Regions from separate parts of the Mus musculus genome. Here all the other regions are linked to region 1. Evidence: chromatin loops called from intact Hi-C (ENCODE). Cell type or tissue: left cerebral cortex. All regions are shown on one strand. Links, peaks and the distances in the headings refer to the core of each region. The heading gives the core; the rest is flanking DNA.

Region 1 (7,391 bases), core at 1,564-6,563:
CTTGGAACACATATCACAGGGAACAGGTGCTTTGCCACACTATGTGTTTTGGCAGCCAGTTATGCATTCGATCCACATGTGGCTCTCCCAAATCTCAAACAGCCTCCACTGCTCCATCTTGTAGAGCTAGTGTAAAGGCCTTTAGAATGCGGAATAACCATATAGGGGGCTCAAGAGATGATAGCCATATTCACACTATCATCACCATCATCAGCAGCAGCAGCAGCAGCAGCCACAGCAGCATCACCAAGCTAGGTTTACTCTTTTCCCTTTCACATGGATTCTCCTGTTAGGAAGCTGGTATTATAAGGAAACTGAGGCACGAATAGGGTTTAATTCTAGCCCTTTTAGGTTCCGAGATCTACACTACCATCTACCATCTACACTGGACTCAGTGTGCACTACATAGCCCAGGCCATTTCTACATTCACCACCCTCCCACATAGCCTCCCGAATGCTAAAACTATGGAAGAATGCCACCACGCACAACTTACATAGGCAGAAACTTCAGTAGGTTAAAGAAAAAAAATAAATGCAAGTGTTAGCCCCCAAAGTTATATTTGTTCCCCAACACCCAGAACCTGTGAATACTGCCTTACATGGCAGTCAGAACAAGTTTTACACTGCAGGGGAAATCCAATTCAAGGATTTTTGAGAGCAGTTTATCTTGGATTATCTGCGTGAGCCCCAAATGTTATCAGACACATCCTTGTAAGGGAGAGACTAAGGGCAAGTAACCCCCCAAAATGTAGCGTTGATGGCCCCGTGGAAATGGAGCAGGCAGCGGCGTGGCAGAGCATGCCAGTTCATTTTGTATTGCTGTAATACAACACGTGAGGTTGGATAACACCAGGCTCTGGAGATCCAAGGTCAAATGTGTAGTGATGAAATCTTTGCTGATAGATTCCAAAAGTAGAAGAGAGCATCACACTGCAAAAGATAGGGAGTGCACAAACATACCCAGGATCTTTAGATTATCTGCCGGTAAAGTTTCCAGTACTTAATTACAGAGCACCACCCAAATGTCTTTCTCACTCCTAATTCTTACACAAAGGAACCTCCTCGGAACACCCCTGAGTCAGCCTGAGTCTCCAGCCACTTAGCCCTTCACAGTGGGGAGGCTTGGCTCGGCTGCAGATCATGTGCTCTCTGCACTGGACCACATTTTGACATCACAGAGTATACTGATCTTGTTGGTCCTTGAATCCCAGTGAGCTGATGTCCCTGGCTCCTGGACACACTCAAGAATGGTCTCTTCCTTTTGCTAGTTGTCAAGGCCCTCCCACCTCTGGAGAGGGCCTGCCCGTATCCCAGGCATCTATACTGAATCCACACTTTGTGCCTCACCATGTTGAAATATGAAGATACTTGCACAGTTAGGGGGCGGGGTAAGTGAGGGTGACTCTCAGCCTTCTTGGTTTATATAAAAGTCTGTTCCACACTGGGGAACTGGCCCAGAATGACGAGTCCAGCCCTCCCCAGTGTGAAATGCTTTGTACATTTGGTACTGTGACTCTTCCAGAACTGTAAAGTAGAAGACACTAGAAGTACACAGGGCCTTGAGGAAAGATGTGCCTCGTGGAGAAGAGACAGCTTTAGTTTCCAACTGGGACTGAAGGTTTTCCTAGTCTCCAGGGCCAGGTCCTTTAGATGGGGATCCTGATGCCTTGACCTCAAGGCACCTTGGAAAAGAAATGGCCTGAAAGTGTCTCTGGAAGTCTAGCCCAACAGCACCAGTAATTGAGTCAGTTGGTGCCTGTCAGGCACCAAAACTGCAGATTTGATCTGGCCAGTGCTGCCAGTCCTGGTCAGGGTGACTGGAAGCTGGCTCTGGGATGCTTTGGGGGATGTCTGCACCAATGAAGCAAACAACCTCTGAGCATGGTGAGCTGTGCCAGCCACCAGACCAACATAGCTCCAGACTGGAGGGAGAGCATCGTGCAGGTTCCAGGAACTGTATATACCATACCTTGCTGGGGGTCTCTTCGATTGCTCCTTTTTGCTTCTATATTTGCATCTCAAAAGAAGGTGCTGAAAGCTGCCCACAGGGATGAAGGGTCCTATGTCTTTCAATTGATCCTGGAGAGGGGCAAGCTTGAGTGCATATCTCAACTGTCACATCTCTATGTGAGTGTAGCTTCTCGCCTCCCCAAGACTCAGTTTCCCAAGCTGCAAGATGTGCATCCTAAACTCTTCCCAGCAGCCCATGGTGGGTGGTGGGTGGCTTATGCTTGGTCTTTGCAGTCTCTAAGCTGGAGGTGTCACCTGACTTGGCAGCTGCTGTGGCCAAGGTCCCCTACTGCTCATTCCCTTGTTGGCTCAGCCCAAGATCCATTAGCACTTGTCTTGGCTCAGACACTGGGGGCCAGTGCTAGAAACCGGAATGATGTGGCTTTTACCCCATGAAGAGGGTATGTTCTTTGATGAGAACGTAGGTTCTAAGACAGATCAGAGCAGGAGAGAGATGGTTGTGCAGTTAAGAGTTTTTCTCTTCCATACCTGAGTTTTGAGTGCTGCTCCCAGCACACACATCTGGTGGCTCAAACTGCTAATAACTCCAGCTACAAGGGATCTGATGCTCTCTTCTGACCTCCTTGGGCATGATATACATATATGGCTCTTGTGCATGTGCAATTGCACACACACACACACATACACACAGACACACATCACACATACACACAGTCACACACATCACACATATAACTTGCTTACACATGCAGACACACACACAATGAAAATGAATCTAAATAAACAACAACAAGTAACTAGAGTTCATTTAGAACCCCGCTGTGGCTTTGGAATGACCTATAAAGAGAGTAAAACACAGACATTTTGAATGGCCTATAAAGAGAGTAAAACACAGACATTTCCATAACTAGATAGGATTCCTATAATGTGAGCCTAGTACTGATCCAAGAGGGACATATTATTCGTAAGGGCTCCTGTGGCACAGGTTTCTTGGGGTGCCACAGTCACATATGGGAGTCCCAGGAGTGGCCAGAGAACCTTTGTCCAGACATGACTGGAGTATACATCTGAGAGACTTCCTGGGGTGGGATTCACCTTCCTCAGGGCAGTGTAGGCTGACAGAGCACTGGAGGCAGGGTGCTATCTGAAGCATAGAGAGGTTGATCGCAAGGTCTCCAGAGCTGTGTGAGGAGGTCTGTCCTTGATCAGAAATGCACCCCCAAAGCACCATCTCACAGCCCTCAGTAGCCCAGGTCTGTCTCACACTGTGAAAGCCACCTCTCATCACTGACACCGACAGTCCCGTCCCCAGCAACGGGGAGCAGAAGGGCTGAATGCCTCCCACATTTCCCAAACCAAAGTCATTTTTAGAAATGTTTAAATCAAGGCACAGCACGCCTACAGTGATCTGTCACGTGAAGTGCTCCACGGTCCATTTATCCATCCTCGTGGTGACGGACGTTGGGATGGCTCCCAGATTGGGGCAATTATATACGGTACTGCTGGTGGCAAGCACGCTTGTTTTTGCTGGGTTTATTTCTGAAGGGTGGAGGGTGTTCGGTGTAGACACTGTCAAATGCCTTTGCAAACTGATTGCTCCAATTCTTCCTGTCACCAGCAGGGCCCGAGAGAGCCCCTGTGGTCCAGGGCCTCCGAATGCAGGCTGCATTCTGTGCTTGTGATTCTGTATGGTGCTGTCTGGTCCGGGTCTCAATGGCACTTTGTTGGTTTTTAACTGGTTATAACCAGGATGGAACCGCTGCTCATTTGCTCGAAGATGGTAGCTTGCAATGCACTTTTGTGAAGTGTCTCATACATTTTGTGAAGTGTCTCTCTGACTTTTCTATTAAAAATATTTTATTTTATTTTCTATAATTATGTATATGTGTGTGTATGTATATATGTATGTATGTATGTATGTATGTATGTGTGTGTATATAAGTGCAGTTTTGTACAATGCATTTGAATGCAGGCACCTGAAGAGACCGGAGGAGGGCATTGGATTCTAGGAGCTTGAGTTAAAGGCTGGTGTGAGCTCTTTGATGTGGGTACTGGGAATGAACTTGGGTCATCTGTAGAGCAGTACACACTCTTAACTCTTGTGCCATCCCTCCAGCCCCTACAGCCTTTCAGGGTTGTTTCTCACTGGCTCATGGGAGTTCTCAGACTCTCTGTTCCAAAGTCACCTTTTAAGAGTGATAAATTTGGCCACTCATGTTGACAGATGTGGATGCCCCTCTTCCCCTAGCCCACCTCCTTGGTCCTTATTCCTGCAGAGATTTAGATAATTCCTAAGGTGCAAAACATCACGGCACAAAGCATGGTAGCATCCAGGCAGACATGGTGCTGGAAGAGCTGAGAGTTCTACACCTTGATTGGAAGGCAGCCAGGAGGAGACTGTCTTCCGCGGGCAACCAGAGGGAGGGGCTAGATCACACTGGCCCGACTTGAGCATATCTATGAGACCTCAAAGCCCCACCTCCACAGTGACACACTTCCTCTAACAGAGCCGCACCTCCTCCAGTAAGGTCACACCTCCTAATAGTGCCACTTCCCATGGGCCAAGCATATTCAAACCACCACAGGGACTTACTGTGCATGAGGTTTTGTTGCCTTGACCCATAGTTGGATGGGTCAGGCCAGGCTTGTCCCTCTCTAGATTAAAAACATAAGCCCATATGTATGCTGATGCACTGTACTGTCAGAGATGGATTCTGGCTTCTCCCTGTTAGGTCTGCGCTTACCCTGTCCTCTTGTATCCCACATTCTTTCCCAGTCCTTTCTTTTTCTTTTTTGTTTTTTAAATTTATTTTTGATTGCTTTCTTCTCCCTCCCAAGTGGGACTGAGGCATCCTTACTTGGACACTTCAGCTTATTGACCTTCTTGAGTTCTGTGGACTGTATCTTGGGTGTTCTGTAATTTTTTTCCCTACTATCCCTTTATTAGTGGGCAAACTGGTACAACCACTCTGCAAATCAATCTGGAGATTCCTCAGAAAATTAGAAATAGATCTGCCTGAAGACCCAGTTATACCACTCCTGGGAATATACCCAAAGCATGCCCCACCATGCCACAGGGGCACATGTTCAACTATGTTCATAGAAGCCTTTGTGTGTGTGTGTGTGTGTGTGTGTGTGTGTGTGTGTGTGTGTGTGTGATAGCCCAAAGCTGGAAACAACCTAGATAACCTACCACAGATTAAAAATGTGGTTCATTTATACAATGGAATACTGCTCAGCTATTAAGAACAAGGACATCCTGAGTTTTCCAGGCAAATGGATGGAACTAGAACATATTATCCTGAGCGAGGTAACTCTGACCTAGTCCTTTCTTAGTCCTTCCTTTGATTGTTTCCTTGGGCTCCTTCAGGTTCTTTCCCTTGTATTGGTTTCCAATGGCTGTGATCGAATACCAGACAAAGGCAAAACAATTGTTTAGGATCCACTGCTTTTATGCCTGTTGTGAGGGCTAAAACTTCTTGGTCATGGGGTTTGGCAGAGGAAGGAAAACTGCTCACCTCAGAGAAACCAGGAGGCAGAGACAGGAAGAGGCAGGACAAGATGCACTCATCAAAAGCAGTCACTCAGTGACCTTTGACCTCTGCACAGGTACCATCTTCTAACAGCAGAGTCACTCATGCGCTTGGCGGTGGGTGAATGAATGCATTGGTGGAGTTAGTAACTTCACAATCCAGTCACCTATCAGAAACACTCCCAGGTGAGACCAGAGCTTCCGACACTCAAGAGTTTTGGTGAGGGCACTCTCTTCACTCCCATTACCTTGCCCTAGCAAGGCATCATCATGCATCCAGACTTAGGCCTCTGCTCCTGCGACCTCCGCCAGCTGTATTAACTGACTGCTCTCTGTGTACCTGTATGATTCTAAATCACTGCCTACATTTTCTCAACAAACTTTCTCTCCAAAACCGTCTGTGAGGAAACAGCGTTATCTTTTTATATATGAAGACACTGAGGCACAGAGAGTAGAGCTAACTTGCCTGTGATTACTAAGTTGGCATTATGTGTAGCCAAGATCCGACCATGAAGGTAGCTCCAACCCCATTCCTATACCTTGCTCCATCCTAGGGGTACCATGGTTTTCAAGTAACTGAGAGTTTTTAATAAGTACACTGGATACACACACCTTTTCCATATGATCCTAAATCTGTTTTTCTGGGACTTTGACCACAGAGGATCCAGTAGTTCCATTGATGCACACAATGTTCCCCGTGAGATGACATACCAACGTGTCCCCAACCAGATGAGAACTGAACTGATGAGTCTTCACTTTGCAGGGCTGTGCAAAGCTCATCTGGTATCTGATCTCATAAAGGTGGGGGGGCGGGGAACGACACTTTTGACAAGTGAGGAATAGAGCTAGAAATAATTAAGACCTGGGGGAAGAACAGATAAGACTTTTATGGAAAGTCTACTAAATAAGTGACCCATATTAATTTCAGTCTCAATGTAGGTAGACTCTGCCTACCAAATCCATACCTTCCTTGTAAGGCAGTGTGTAGTTGGGGTAAACACCTGCCACAGAGGACTCACTGAGCCACACCCCTAACCCCTCACTGGGGGATTCTAGTCAGGGGGCTCTACCACTGAGCCACGCCCCCAGCCCCTCACTAGGGGATTCTAGGAGAATGTCCTACCACTAAACCACACCCCCATCTACTTACTTTGAGATTTAGGCAAGGGCTCTACTTCTGAGCTAAATCTCAAGTGTCTATGAGTTTTAGAAAATAAAAATGCTAGAGAGACAGACCGGCCCTCAGTCAGCCCTAAACAGGGCTTCTGAGCTGGGTATTAGCATGCCTGGCCCTCTTCTTTGCCTCCCTAGCTCTTCATAGACCATTTTTACAGGCACTCTTTTTTCTTACCAAGTGCATATTTTCTAATTTTGATGTGTTATACCTAAATTTCCTTTCTAAAGAGTCTTTACTCAGAGAAACACGTTGATTTCTCCATTGAAGGGCTTCACTGTAATTAAACTGATTGCCAAAAAAAGACATCATTCTTCTTTTAATAAGGCAATTTGCATATTCAATAACTTTAGCCTCACTTGCTGAAAGACAGTTTGGAAGTTTGTTTGTATATTCACTCACTCGAATGTTTTCAGAGGGGGCTTACCTTATTTCCATTCACACAGAGATAATTGACAGAAAATACAAGAGAAAATACCTTTTGATTAAAAAATTATTTATTTTGTCTCCAAACACTACAATTAATGGGCAAGTGAGCTTCTTAGGGGAATGTTGCAAAGTCAGTTATCCTATAGGTTATTTCAATGTCCGATTGGCAAACCCATCTTCGAATTTGAGTTTCGATGGAGGGCTTTATGAGCCAGATGGTTCATGGCTGTGATAATAAGACACCTGGCATGAACAGCTTCAGAGAGAAGGATGGAGTTTGGTTTG
Region 2 (7,391 bases), core at 1,295-6,294, 160 kb before region 1:
TTGCTGCTGGAGAAAGCCTAACCAACAATAGTTACTACAATCAAGATGTTTTCTTTCTTTGGCTTACCTCTAATGCATTATGTATCTAGGAATGATGTAATTAATTCTGTTAGATGTAATTGCTATAATCACTTTGATGTTACACATAATAAAGGTAATGTTGTGAGCATACAAAAAAATATAAACACCTTATTGTAACGAATGCTAAAATTTCTTCAGAGTCTGGTTTGTACGCAAGTGTTGCTGACTGTTTTGGGTCATAGGTGACAGTTGGTCCGAGCTGAGGTCATTCAGATTCTGAGGGACGGATCTTTGGCTTGGAGTGATCTCCATGCCTGTTGCCGAGAAATCTTGATGCCAGATTCCTTAAAGATTTGGCCAATTAAGAGAAGGTTTTTGTCTGCTGTAGAGGACAGAGGTAAAGGCTTCAGAGGTGGCCATGACACCAGAGGGTGGTATAAGAGGGACTGAGAGCTGGGATATCTCTGCTCCTTGGGATTTCTCATGATGGAGGATTATGGGAAATGGGGGTGGGATGGAGAGAATGCATATGCTCACTGGGTAAGTGGGAAAGATTAGTTTTCTATAATAATGTAAGGGAAATACAATGCAGCGTATTTACTTCAGTATCCACATTCTGTATGTTTCCTGGACTCATTGTGTGTTTATGTTTGCGTGTGTGTGCATGCATGTGTGAGTGTGTATATGTGTGTGTATGAGTACACGCGTGCGCGCATGTGCGTGTGCGTGCGTGTGTGTGTGTGTGTGTGTGACTGTTCATGATATCCCAAGGCCCATGTTGCCTGTTTTTCTGGAGCCACCTCATCACCCCCACTTCCAGCTCCACTGTGCCCAGAATGAATCCATCTCTTCCACAGGGCATAGAAGTTGGCCTGAGATGCTGGAGGCAAAAGGCTCATGGGGAATCCCTAACACGTGTAAATTATTCTCTCCCAATGCAGCTCGAGAGTGTGGGTAGTGTGGCGGGCCGAGGCAACATACCGTTTAACTGTTTTCCCTCTTGGGTACCCTGGATTAAGGCAGCTTGTTGATCTTGTGGACGCCCAACTGCAGCCACCGCCTGTCCAGACATTGTTACAGAGAACCTTTTAAAGCCTTATAACCCAGGGTGAACTTGACAAGAGTTTCCGTGAGATTTCCACTATCTATCTATCTGTGAGTTTTTGAGACAGCATCTTGCTATGTAGCCCAGGCTGGCCTAGAATTTACAGTCCCCCCCCCGCCAACCCCCTGCTTCCTGAAGCTCCTTGCATGCTAGGATGACAGGCCTGTGTCCCCATGGCTGTCCTTCGTGTGTCTTGAGTGGTCACACACAAAAACAAGCAAAGGTGCATGCGTGAGAAGGGATTTCAGTGTCGCCTAGGAAGGCCAAGAGCTGTGTAAAGGGAGCAGAGATGCCCCACCTTGTGTCCAGGGCTCCTTGTTGACTTTAGTGCCGGGCTGCAGACCTAAACCCAGGGAGAGCAGGTCTTGCACAGGTGGTCAGCATAGGCCTGGGTCTGGGCCTAGCCTGGGCTGCAGACCTGTAGCCTCCGTCCTCAGACTCCGACTCTCAGGCTGGTTTTGATGTGTGGAATGATAAAAGGTCTGTGAACTGCATAGGCCCCTGTAATCAGGGCGGGCGCTGACATCCTCCTCAAGTTTGACAGCTCCTTCCTTTTCTGTCCTCACCGCCAGCCAGGCCTTTCTCAACCAGTCGCGCCAGCCACTGCCTCCCCCTCTTCTCTCTTGCTGCCCGCCCGCCCACCACCCACCCACCCTTCCTCTCCCTGTCCCCCTTTCTCTCTCTCTCTCTCTCTCTCTCTCTCTCTCTCTCTCTCTCTCTCTGTGTGTGTGTGTGTGTGTGTGTGTGTGTGTGTTTCATGTTCTTGATCAGTCTCAGATGCCAGGAATTATTTTTTGTCGCCCGGGAGGGGGAGCGTTGGTTTAGGTTTGTGGGTTTGGGCAGGTGTGAGAGGAAGTCTCCCCCCTCTCCTTCTCTCTCTCTCTCTCTCTCTCTCTCTCTCTCTCTCTCTCTCTCTTTTTGTACTGTAGGCCTGTTGCTAATTAATGTTCCCCCATAAGATTCTGTCGGAGTTGAGTAATGTTTTTGATCTTTATGCCTGATAACTGCATACTTAATGAGATTTCAAAGCTGTGAGTGCAGCTTCCTACAATTATTGACAGATGCCTTTTCTTTGCCATTGGGTTCAGCTCCATAAATCCTCCCGCCGTAATGAGGTTGAGCGGTACCACCCTGGCAGTGAGCTAATGAAAGGGGGGAGGGCGCATCGGCGCACGGCTGTCTGACACATTTTTTTCCTTTAAAATTTACTATGCAGATGTCAAGCTGCGGGCCGATTACTTCAAACATGCTAATTTTTATCTTGCTTTTGTGTCAGCCCTTTGCCATTAAAAAAATAAATAAATAAAAGGACTAACCTTCCTGCCCTCCAGTTCAATTCTTTTATTATTTTTAAAAATTTTTTTTTCTAATTGTATTTTTTAATAACCCCCAGCGTGTGCCTGCTGGGGGCACTGACATGCACACAGGCTTTCCCAGGTATCTGGTGGTGGGATTGGTTTAGGGTGTGCATAAGTGTGTGTGTGTGTGTGTGTGTGTGTGTGTGTGTGTGTATGCGTGTGCGAGCTTCCACCATCAGAAGGACAGGGGGAGGATAAAGTGCGATTTCCCCAGGCCTCCCGGCAGCCTGCCCTAAGTATGCACTTGAAACGTCGGAGAATTCATTTCAGAGTTCTGAAACTAAATCCTGGTGGAGAAGAGCCTCGCCATGCCAAACAGTCGATTTCCTTTTCAGCGGACTCATACATCACTGACCCACCCTTTCCCCCTGACAGAATGACATATGTCATTTATCATATGGGCCCTGGCCAGACAACAGCGAGGGGAGGGAAGCCCGGTTGTCCCCTCCTCCTCCAGTACAGTGTGGCTTGCTCACGAAGCTCTGCTGATTTGGTGAGAGAGGCAGAGGGAGGAGAGAGGAGAGGCAGGGAGATGGGAGGCTGCAGCTTGCCCTGTAGATGGCTGTCTTCTTTGGGGTGTGTGGCGTGGCACGGGGGTACGAGATTGGCTGCGGCACCAAAGATGCTGTATCCCTTTCTATGATCTGCCGAGCCACACTGCTTCTCTTCTGATGCATGACGTCCGTCCCTGTCCTTCCTGTGTCCCCTTCTCTCTCCTCTCCCTACTTCTTTTTCTTCCCTTTAGTCCAGAGTAAGGAAGGCAGTTGACAGGTATCATTCAAGCAAGGCCCCGCGTGTGAGGGGTGGGATAAATGAGTCTCGGGGCTCCTGGCTTCACATGATTCAAACGTACGTTATTGAAGATGGATGTTCCTTAAAAAAAGATTGATGGTAGATGCTGGGCTAGGGGTGCCATTTATCATTTTGAATATTATTTAGACTTGCCGAGTAAACCTGTAACTTGAGAGTTGGACCAGCCGGGGCTGGCTGTGGGCGTGTGTGTGTGTGTGTGTGTGTGTGTGTGTGTGTGTGGTGTGTTTCATCGATTGGCCTTGGGCTCTCATTGCTGCTGAATAGATAGGAATCCCCCCCCCCACCTTGTACTTATAATAGAGGACCTCCCAAAACATGAAGGCCGGGAGGGGTGAAGTTTTCATTTTGAAAAAATTTCAAGGACATGGGGGAAAAAGAAGTGTCTGTGATTGGCACTAAAGCTAACAAGCAAGGAACTAACTAACTGCCTCTCTCTCCTTCTCCCTCTCTCCCCTCTCTCTGCCTTTCTTCCCTCATAGAGGCAGTCACGTACCAAACATTAAAATATAAACAGAGCCGTAGTTGCTGAAGCCAGAACCCTTGTTTGATTTAAAAAAAAAAAATAACAAACTCTGTCATGCTTCTTTTTTTTTAAAATCTGTATTGAAAAAGCTTTAGCACAATATAACTTAAAAAATAGCATAATATAACTTAAAAAAAATACTGGTTGGCTTGGTTAGCAGTGTGAGAGTGAAGTAGAAAAACACTTGTATGTCTCAAGAATATTTTAGATAAAAAATGATGCTTTGTGGCTCCCTGCCTCTGCTCCCAGCAGCCTCTTTTTCTTTGTGTCTGCACTCTGTTCTCTGCAGCTGGGCCCCCACAGACCCCCACCAGGACTGATGTGGACAGCTGTTTGCAGGCCCTGCCAGTTAATCATTTCTGCTGCTTTTGCACCCTCAAGCTCTGTGCACTGGGACACCCCCACCTACTGGAAGTACTTAGGGACGCAGGCTGGCTTGCCACCAGAGCCCCCAGCTGTCTGGAGGGAGGCTGTGGCAACCTGATGGCCTGTATACATACTATTCTGCGTTGGAGCCCTTGGTGCCTGGCTCCCTGATGGAAAAAGGAAAAGAGAAGCTGTGGGCCTCCCTGCTCCAGCCTCCTAAACTGCAAAATATAGTGCAGACTTCATTGTCAGGAGCAGTGTTCATATTCAGTATGCAACTTTATTTGGGTTGCTGATGAGATAGAAGGTTTCTTGTGTGACTTACAGTGTGGCCATTCATTTTTAAGAATGATGGGACAGAAAGTTAGATGGAGATTTTCTTTTTTCAACTATAAAATTAAGAATCTAGAACTTGTGGAAGGGTAGAATGTATGTGCCTAGAGAATGCTGGGAAGAAACTCCCTGCACACGTGAAAAGTATTGGAAGCTGAAAGAATTGGGACTCTGGCTGTGTGCTAGGTAACAGGCATTTGTGTGTGTGTGTGTGTGTGTGTGTGTGTGTGTGTGTGTGTGTGTGTGTGTGTGTTTGTACACGTGTATGTGTGCTCGTGTGTGCCTGTGTACGTGCCTGTGTGTGTGATTTGAAATAACTTTATTAGCACTCAGACACTTTGCTCTGCCCACGGCCATGGCTTAGGGTCCACTCCGGGGCTTGCCCAGCGGTTGCCTCAAACCGGGTAGAATCAGATCCATCTTTTGTTGGTGCCTGGTACCACATCAGGCTAGTCCAGCTGCTGCTGTCGCTGCTTGCTGAGACTTCCCGGAAGAAGGCAAAACTTTGATCGCCTGCCCTTGCACCGGGCAGTGTCGGAGGTAATTAAGAGTACAAGTACTGATTTGCAGAAAGAATTGTAAACACCTTTGATACAAAATGCTGCCTTCCCATTTTTTTTTTTTCTGATTAGGAAAACTTTGCTGCTGATAGGTATAAAGTCCGGTTCAGGTATAATTGGTAAGGAACGGAGTGCACTCATGGGAAGAAATCTTGTTTTGTTTTTTGTTCGCTTTTCTTCTTATCCCCTTTTCTCAGTTTTATGGCTGGAGACATGATTTATTGCAACCATCCATCTTGGGGGCTCATCCATCACACCCGGGTTGCTAGGAGATTGTGGCAGCAGCTGTTTGCTCTGAATCAGACAGAAAAGTTGTCAATCATCAAAGGCAGGTGAATAGCATTAGAAACACGCTATTGTCAGACGGAATAATTAATCAAAGAGAGAAAAGATAATTAAAAAGATATGACCCTTGCAAGTACTTGCTCTGGTTTGCCTGGAAAAAAAAAAGAGAAAGAAAGAAAGAAAGAAAAACGGCCTGGTCTTTTCTAGACACTTAAGCAGCTGAGGGCTGATAAAATATGCACTCTGCAGTGCATGGCTTTTAATTAATTGAAAAAGGTTCAACATTCAAAGACGATGCTGGAGAAAAGTCCAGTTATGAGCAGAAGTAATATTTATTGTTTGCATGAAGGGCTTGACACAGAGTCTAACTTTCTGTTACAAATCTCTGGTGTCCCCGCTTGGTAAGGAGGTGTGGGCTGGAGTCTGCAGGTAGCCTGTGTGCTTATGTTTCCTGTGCTGCCGGCCCACCACGTGACCACAGTGGGACCCAGCCAGCTGGGGCATAGTTAGTTGCCTTTCTGTCTTTCTGGTAACTCTGAGAGAACCCAATTCTTTAAAGTAGGGTTGATTTTATAAAAGTCAAAGTGGGAAGATTGAAGGGCACACTACAAACTGTCCCCAGTGCAAGGTTCCCGTCCCTTCACTTGTGTGCCCAGAACATGCCATAACATTTTCAAAGGAACACTTTGGAGGCTCCCATTCGGCAGGGGGCCTGCAGCATCCTGTTTAAAAAGGAAGAAGAAAGAGAAGGAGGAGGGGGAGGAGGAGGAGGAAGAGGAGGAGGAGAAGATGAAGAAGAAGAAGAAGAAGAAGAAGTAGAAGAAGAAGAAGAAGAAGAAGAAGAAGAAGAAGAAGAAGAAGAAGAAGAAGAAGAACAACAACAACAACAACAACAACAACAACAACAACAACAACTACTACTACTACTACTACTCCAGACAGGGTCTAGAGATCATTTTGAGTGTCCGTGTTTCCTCAAAGATATATTCATAGACTAGGAAGTTAATTCCTGTTCTCTCTGAGGCTAAAATATTCCAGAGGAATTGGGAAAATGTATTAAAGACAAGATAGAAAGTGGCAGATCCCGAGCTGCCTTCCAGTTAAGCATGCTGCAATCCCCGAAACAGATCTACTCTTTTATTTTTGGGTACTCTGCTTGATTTTCACACCACTCTCCTCCCAAAGAATAGCAGGACTTCTAAAATTAGCAGAACACAGAAAGGCTTGACTATTAGGATTCATGAGAAAAAAAAAAGAAAGCAACTTCTTTTTTTTTTTTTTTTTTCTTTTTTAATACACTGAAACAGTTGTGTTCAGGACACACCAGATCAGAGCAGTAGCGCCCCCATCTGGAGCACCATGCTTGGACAAGCACTGGGAATCTGTGGATGTGAGTCCCAAGGACAGGACAGTACACCCTCTCCTATGATGCACTTGGAAGCCCAACTTTGGAAGATACAGACCTGGCCTTTTGGTGAAAGAGAAAGACTCAGATAAGCCTCAGCCGCTGGGGGCCCCAGAGGGGACTCACTTGTTCAGGTGGCTGGAGGGTGTTCCTAGTCAGAGCTTGACCTCAAGATTTTGACTACAAGGGACTCTAATGCTTTTGAGTCAGCATCTCCTTGGTGGGTTCCTGGGCTCTCAGGTGATTCTGGGAAACTGCCAAAGACCTATAGTTTTCTGACCACATACCAGTTGTCTTTCACCTTCAGGGTCTTCTGGAGCAGTCCTCGCTCATGACACACTAGCACAGACTTGGCTGTGCTGGAAAGTCCGCGGGTGCCTTGCTGGGGTATGAGCAGTTTCTTTGGTGGCCATAGCAGGTGAGAGGTGCTTCTTTTCCCAGGATATACAGCTGTTTGGAGGTAGTCCAGAGGTGTGTGTGTGTGGGGGGAGGGGGAGTTCATTTAGTTTTAGGCTTGTGTGTCTCGGGTGGGCATGTGTGTGTGAGTACAGGTGACTGTAGAGGTCAGAAGAGGGTGTCTGATTCCTTGGAACTGGGGTTACAGTTGGGCACGAATCTCTTA
Region 3 (7,391 bases), core at 1,295-6,294, 170 kb before region 1:
AAAGCCTGACTCAGGCCCTCCTAACCTCAGGCTCTGGCAGGGACTGAAGCCCAGTGCCAGGTTGAGGTAGTAATGTTAGGACTCATGGCATTTTTCCACCACTGCCTAACCCAGAAAAGTGAGGGGGAAAAAAGCAGGTCCATTAGGCTTCTGACCATTTCAGGCTGGAGATGAATTACTCCTGGGGCCTCTTGTCAGGGCGCAACCCTGGGTTGTTGCCAAAGGCCCATGCTATCACCAAAGTCTCCCAGAGTCCTTGTCCTTCAAGATGATCCTTCCACGGACTCAGCATGTACCCCCGTCTGAGGTCAGACTTTAGGCTGAGAGACACCAGCCAGCCCTAGCTCCAGGTCCTGGAATGATGGCATTCAGGATTTTTTTCTTCTAGGTGGGCACTCAACTAAGAGACACTCCAGCCTTCCTAGGACCAGAAGGGCTGTCATTTAGCGGCCATCTAGAATACAAACTTGTCTGCCTCCAGGCATAGCCAAGCCACTACATCCCATCATACAACTGTAAACAGTATACTGGGCAGTGGGGGCAGGGGGCTAGACTCCTTGCACCTCAGAACACTGTTTTGAGCCATGTCTCTAATTGGTATACCTCACCCTCAAGGGGCTCAGGCTAGCCAAGGTGGATGAAACTTATGATAAACGGTCCCAGGAATGGAAACCCAGGGCTCAAAATTGGAAAAGCTTGGTAGGGTGTTTCACCCCTGACCTAGACAACTCTCTCTGGGAGTCTTCTGGAGATTCAGCAGGAGGTAGAGGACCTCTGAGTCTTAGATGCAGTCTCAGGGGTGGTCAAGATTGCCTCTTTGGCTCTTGGGAACGTTGAAGGGGTCATAATCTGACCACCCAGTTTCAAGGTGAGTCTCCTGACCGAGATGCCAACTCTCAGTTTCCCCCATGGGCTGGCACTGAGTGTTTGGATGTTTCTCTTTATTCATCTCCTTCCTTCCTCTGTCTATTTTTAGGGGTTTAAGAAATTATTCTCAGAAACGCGGCACCTCCCAAAGGTAGACGTATTTAACTTAAGACATTTACTACCCAGCATAATTCAAAGTGGACCAGAAGTTCCTAGGTACTTGCACAGACACTGAAAACCCATTGTTGCTTTTTAAAAAGATAACCGCGTCTCTGTGAAGAGTAGAGGGAACGATTTCTACATAGTAGATCTTTCACAGAATTCTATATCCTCTACCATGCTCAGGCTTTTCCGCCCTCTAGTAGAGTGAGAAAACAGCTGGACCGCTGGATGAGGCGGTGCAAGGAGCCGCGACGTCTTACAGCACAGGTTACTGTCCTGAGCGTGCCTATGCAACACTTCTCTGGCCTTTCCCAGAACCTAGCAACCCTTAGCGCTTGCCTGAACGCGGCTCTTTTCCCATCGGGATCCCCTAACAGCGATATGAACTGCAGAAAGGGTTGCTTGCCGTCGGGATAGTCGACAGAAAATATTTACAATAATAAAGTCAGGTCAAATGCCAGGCAGACTTCATTCAGATGTCAGAGAAGTAGGACCCCACACACACCCTTCCCCTGAGGTTCTTAAAGAATCGAAAGGCCTCTGGGAGGGACAGACTCATGGGGACACCTGTGCTTGTGTGTTTACCATCTGAGTAGATCCAGAAGGAGCAGAAACCAAAGAAGTACAATAGGAAGAACTCGAAAATGCAGCCTCGGCAGCCAGGAATTATCTGCAAGCTCTGATTTCTCAAACATATGGCTCTGCCCTTTTTTTCCCCCCTGTAATGACATGTGAACTTCAGAGTTACTACTACCAGACGCCATTTCTTCCTATACAGAGCCCTTCATTTTCACGGAGAGTCCATCAGTTGGCATTTCTCCATGTCAGGCCCTGGAAACAGCGGTCAGCCCGGCTATACAAAGTTTTTATTGTTGAAATCTTGTTAGATGCAGAGGGGCAAACCCCACAACCTAGTACCTCGCCAGGTTAAGGAAGTTAAGGTCCTGCATTCAGGTAGCATTCAGGTAGCTTCAGGGTCTACTTTGAGTTGGGTGAGAATTTGGGGAACCCTTCTCTTTTAGTTACACCCAACCTTACAGCAGAAGGGAAGATAAATCCTAGGGAAATATAAGGAGTAGGCTGACCTTGCCTACTTTCGCTGTTTCAATGTTCCATCCGTAGAACGACCTGAAAAACTATGCACATGTTGGGATCCCCCAAAGGTGAATGGGTGCATGTAGCTAAAAGAACTCAGCAGAAATGGGAATCCAGGCGGTGCCAAGACGGCCGAGTCTGTTTGAGTGCCCCATCGGGCAAGGCAGTGTGGTCGCAGCGTGCACTCCGCACAGCCCGTGTTGTGCGTGACAGGCTGTCGCTGCAATGTGCAGTCCATTGACACTGATGGATGCGCCAATGGTTGGACGGACAGATGTTAGGGCGGATCACACAGTGCGCGGCGCCTGAGCAGGGAGGGCTAGGCACTGGCAAGCAGGGGTGAGGACGGGCGACAGGGGAGCCGCTTGGGTCACGGCACGAGGGTATGAGGGGTGGGGGTGGGCAGCGAGAGAACGAAGGTTGAGAGAGCACCAAAAGAAAGCAAAGGGAGAGGGAAGCATCCTTTGGGCGAACTCCCGGTGCGTGGTACCCAGCGCTATGAACACGTCGCCGCCGCCGGCGTGCCTAGATGGGCTCTCCCCGCTTTGAATGTAAGCCAGACCTTCTGGGTCTGACCTCCAGGGACAACGACCCTCCTTCAGGTCAGAGGGGCGCCGCGGCCACCTGAACCGTAAGGCCAACGGCGGGGCCAGACGACTCACCGATCCCTCGCTCGCAAGAAGCTTTACGCGCCGAGGCCCGCGTCTCCACGGCCTGGAGGAGACGCTGCTTCGGCCTCTGAGGCCGCAGGCATCAGACACCCCAGGCGCACCCACCCACGGGTACGCGACACACACACAGGCAGCTCGGGAGCTCAGCCGCAGCCGGCTTCTGGCTCTCGACTCCGCCCGGGATCCACACCGGGTTAACTCAACTCTCGAGCGCCTAGGCGCTGGAGCCGGCTTTATAGCCCCGGAGGACAGCAGCCACACATCTGCATTCAGGGAGGCGTCTGGACCCAGCCCAAGCCGGCCGGCCGGGGGCGAGCGGAGACTTTTGATCTTACCGGTAGGGTGAGATCTTGGTCTCCTGGTCTATAAGAAAAAGAAAGCACGCTGTGAACTTTTAAAACAAACTTGAAAAACCAACCACAAAGAAAGCATGAAAAAGAGACAGGGCTGAATAAGAGGGAAGAGAAGAATAAGTTTAAAATAAGAGGAAGAAGAAGAAAAAAAGAAGCAAGAAAGGAAGGCCAGGGTTTGCAGCTCCCAGTGCGCTCAGGCAGCTAGTCCTGGGGCGCAGGGTGCCGGCCCTCGGGTAGACTGTGGGCCTCGGGGCTCACGTGGGTTTCAGGGTCCCAGCCGGAGCACCCAGATATAGTGCTGCTCCCGGGAGCTGGGGGCCCAGAGGCCACCCCAGCCACCGCCGCCCAGAGCCCGCTGCGCCGCGGCCGCCCCATTCCCGGCCTAAGAGCTGGCCCAGGGAGACGCAATCGAGCCCGCAGCGCATCGATGCGCCGCCGCCCGCGCCTCTCAAGCTCTGGCTGGCGCTCAGCCGCCACCGCTCGAGGGTCGCCCGCGTGAATTCCAGCCCACCCGCGCCCTCACCACCAGAGTAAGTGAGCCCACGTCGCCCTGTCGCCACCGCAGCCTTCCAGCCGCCTCCTTCCCGGGGCACATCGGCCGAGTCTGCCCGGAGCCTCTGCGACCCCAATCACTCAATCAATAATCAATCCCCTTCGTCCAGAACTGCCCCTAAGCTGGGAGCGGCTGGGGCAGTACCCTGTCCAGGGCGCACCCCGGCGGGGGATGGGCAGGGGAACCCGAGTTTCTTCTCCCTCCCCCGTTCCCGCCTTGGCAACCTCCGACGCAGTGGGTGGGGGGCGCGGCCAGTAGCCCAAGGGGGCGAGACGCGGGGTGCTGAGACGGTGATCGTCCCAAAGTCAGTAAAGGAAACTTGGAGGTGCCCCCTCCCATGCTTACCCCCGAAACAAGCCTGGGAAAGTTTGTGGCGGGGGTGGGGTGGGGGAACGGAAGGAGGTAGCCACTGTAGGTCCCAGGAGGGAAGACCCAGAGCCCACACCCATGTCAGCCCGCACATCTTCTCTCCAGGGCACCCCCGGGGCCCTGGCATCTTTGATAGGGGTACCATCCCAACTAGGGGAGCGCTCTGGGGCTGCACGCGGCGGGTGGAGAGGAGTGTGGGCCGGGAGGGGCAGCCGGGAGCAGCCCGGGGTTGAGACCGGGTGGGGAAGAGGGATGGGCGGGGGCTGTGGGCGCCCCGGGACGCGCTCCGCAGGGCGGACCCCGCGCCTTTGCGAGAGCGCTCGGGGCGGAGACGGAGGGCCAGCTCCGGGTGTCTGGACTTGGGCGGGGGGCCCTGGGCAGGCGTCCGGGCCAGGACCCAGGCTGGGGGCGCCTCCGCGGGCAGGCGAGTGACACGATCATCTCCTTTTCCTTTAAGCTTGCCTGTTGCCGACGCCGCCGCTCCAGCCGCGCCGTGGGCAGAAGACTGGACCGCTGAGCCCCGGGCCGCGGCGGCGGCGGCTGCGCCCCCCCTCCACCCCCCCCCCCCCCATGCCTTGACCTCCCTGCCTGGGGGCGGGAAGCGGGGCAGGACCGACCGGGGTCGCTCCTGGGCTCCTCCTCTCATCTCTCTGCCCGCCTTCTCCTCCTTCACTCCCCGCCCCCCAGCCCCGAACCCCGCGCACCTCGTCTGGGGACGGGGCGGGGGGGGGGCAGGGCGACCGCTCCTCCCCGCCCCCTCCTCCTCGGGCCTCTGGAGCGATTTGTCAAACTTCCCATTCCGCCGGCAGCGCGGTCCTCCTCCTCCTCCTCCTCCTCCTCTGCCTCCTCCTCCCCCTCGCGCTCCTCCTTCCCCGCGCCTCCCTTGCCCGCCCTCCTTCCCTCCGCACGTTCGGGGATCGCGGCGGAGCGCAGCGAGGGGGGGACGCGGAGAGCCGGGGCGCAGCAGCATCCTGCGGGCGGCCGCTCTCCGGGGGGGAGGCTGCGAGCAGGCCCGCCTCGCCCCCCCCCCGCCGCCCCTCCCTCCCTCGGCTCAGCCCGGCAGCGGCGGCGGCGGCGGCGGCGGCGGTGGCAGTCGCGGGAGAAGCATCATGCCGAGGAGGAAGCAGCAGGCGCCCCGGCGCGCAGCAGGTACGAGCGGCTTCCCCTTCCTCCTCCGGTCCTCCTCCTCTTCCTCTGCTCGCGCCGCGCCTCTGGGCCGCCGGCCCCCGCGTTGCTCGCCGCACTCCTCGCCTCTCTCTCATTTTCTGTCTGTCTCTGCGGGCGCTGAGTAACTCCGGGAGCCCGGCTGGCTCGGGGCTCTCCTGCCCGGGTGCGCGCGCCCCCCAGTTGCCCCGCTATGTTCTTCGCTCGACCGGCTCGCACACCCTCCTGGGGACCACCGAGCCGGCTTAGGTCCCCGCCTCTGCCGATCCGGCTGCAGCGGGGAAGGCGCTCTCCAACCCGTGCCTTTTGGTGGGGGGCGGGCGGGGTCACCTGAGTTCTCTGGGACATCTTCCGCGTTGTCCCGGGCAGTACCCGGTGACTACCGGGACCAGAGCGAGCAAGAGTGAGCTAGCGGATCCCTCTGGCCACCTTACTGCTAATTCGATTGATTCTTCATTTATTGGGCCCAAACCCGGTACAGCGGTGGAAACCAGAGCGCACTGGGTCTGGGTATTGTCAGATGACTGTCAGGTCAGTGTTGGATGCTGACATTTCCTCCATTCCTGAATGTCTTCTTACCCCCTCCCTCTCTTTCCGCTGCTGCTCCCTACCCTTTTCTAGCACTTAGTTCTGGGACATATCTGAGTACTCCCCCCTCCCTCTCTTTTTCTGCCAGGAACGTCAACTCCTGTTAGGACTGAGCTGATTTTTTTTTTTTTTTCCTTCTGGAAAAGAGATTCATTGAAAACAAAACAAAACCCACACACATAACATTATTTTGCAATAATGTCGGTTGGGGGCACGTTGGCTGGAAGAAGGGTTTCTGGCCGGTTGCCACCCTTGATTTGATGACTGATTGATCGCCCGTCATGCCTGTGCCTTTGATCTATTCATTCCCAATAAACATCAATAAATCACTTGCAATAGTGAGGCCAAGCTCCGTGACGTCAGGAGGGCCCTGTCAGTGCAACTTCAGGGATTTGGGGCGGCTTGCCGAGAGAGGACCACATATGGACGTGATGTATTTTGATATGAATAACACTCAGACGTGCAGAGGCTCAGACGCTGCCTGAAGGGGAAGGTTGCTTAGGAGTCCTTTTCTTTAATCTTCTTTCTTCTCACTTCTCTTTTGATAAAAGAGGGGAGGGCTGAGCGAAGAAGGGTCACCGAGGTAATGTTCCACGTGCTGGTGGGATACAGGCTAGTGATGGTGCTATGCAGGCTGCTGCTGCTGGTGATTGCCATCAGACCAGCGGGGCTCCCACCTCAGCTGCACTCTGGCCTTCAGTCTCTTTACCAGGGTCACAGGGAAGCAACCATAAGGTACTTCTCCCAGAAGTGTATTGGTCTGACAGTGTTGTGAAGAAACCTTAGGGGGGAGGGGGATTCAACTTGGTTTGGTGCATAGAATGAAGGCATGTTTTCCCTCTGTACTCTCAGTGTTACCCAAATTTAGAAAGTTTGAAGATCCCAACAGAGAGCTCACCTCCTCACTGATGCTGCCTGCTCATCCCACCTCCTCCTTTAAATTCCAAGCTTTTTAGCAGTGAGCTTATCTACCCAAAATAAACTCTAAAACTTTGGAGGCATCCTTTACAAAGTTGGGTAGTAGGAATGTCTTGGGCTTCTTCCAGTCTAGATTTTTTTCTTTCTTTTTCGGGTACACATTTTTTAAGGTATCCGTGCCTCCATCCAATGAAACATATGTGGTTGCATCTTTACATTTATTTTGAACTCTGTAGCTCTTCTTTACTGCTCCACCCAGCCCATAGGACAATTTTCTCAAACGTGCTGTTGGTTTGATTTTTAAAAAAATTTTTTAAATTATTTTTATTATTTTTTAAAGCAACCTGTTCACTAACCTTTTTGCACTTCTAAGCCAGCCAGGAAATCTCAGGTCAGTTAAGGAAAATTCATTATATAAAAACTTGACTGCCCGACTAATGGGAGATGGAAGAATGGCTTTGCTCTATCAAAATGACCCGTCAAAACGACTTTGTTTCATATTTGATTTAATTGTCTCTCTCCTGACAGGCACATTCATCAATAGCTTAATGGTCAATCAGAAGTTGGCAGAATGAGTGCTTTCTTTCTTTCTCATACTCTGGTTTTGGATTTACTTTATCAGAATGCCTCTGCCTAATGGACTCGTGGAGG

The links. Hi-C counts contacts between places; a loop is a spot of excess contacts. Peaks named below come from ENCODE experiments on the same cell type or tissue, not always from the same donor. Only the 100,000 strongest peaks of a DNase experiment are listed, where the experiment ranks them.
Region 2: it touches region 1 in a loop (2.2-fold over the local background); 2 of 42 quality-filtered maps call a loop at or near these places.
Region 3: it touches region 1 in a loop (6-fold over the local background); 2 of 42 quality-filtered maps call a loop at or near these places.

What each region holds. Positions count from the first base shown.
Region 1 is chr7:36,863,440-36,870,830 of GRCm38, forward strand. No RefSeq gene overlaps it. Among named protein-coding and RNA genes, the nearest start is that of Gm36656, 47 kb to the right of the region's middle. In left cerebral cortex, for the core only: a CTCF peak has its summit at 3,578; a DNase peak (open chromatin) is centred at 3,386; H3K27ac peaks cover 1,967 bases.
Region 2 is chr7:36,705,243-36,712,633 of GRCm38, forward strand. All of the region lies in intron 1 of Tshz3 (teashirt zinc finger family member 3), which reads left to right. Among named protein-coding and RNA genes, the nearest start is that of Gm36722, 11 kb to the left of the region's middle. In left cerebral cortex, for the core only: CTCF peaks have their summits at 3,046 and 4,236; DNase peaks (open chromatin) are centred at 1,605, 2,973 and 4,282; H3K4me3 peaks cover 1,388 bases; H3K27ac peaks cover 2,535 bases.
Region 3 is chr7:36,693,071-36,700,461 of GRCm38, forward strand. Gm36722 reads right to left here and starts at 5,152. Exons shown (of 3, transcript XM_030243157.1): 1 at 2,787-5,152. The coding sequence starts at 5,040. The coding sequence ends at 3,793. Tshz3 (teashirt zinc finger family member 3) reads left to right here and starts at 5,048. Exons shown (of 2, transcript NM_172298.3): 1 at 5,048-5,219. The coding sequence starts at 5,180. In left cerebral cortex, for the core only: no CTCF peak of the experiment used is centred there; DNase peaks (open chromatin) are centred at 1,919, 2,381, 2,675, 2,976 and 8 more places; H3K4me3 peaks cover 4,754 bases; H3K27ac peaks cover 5,000 bases.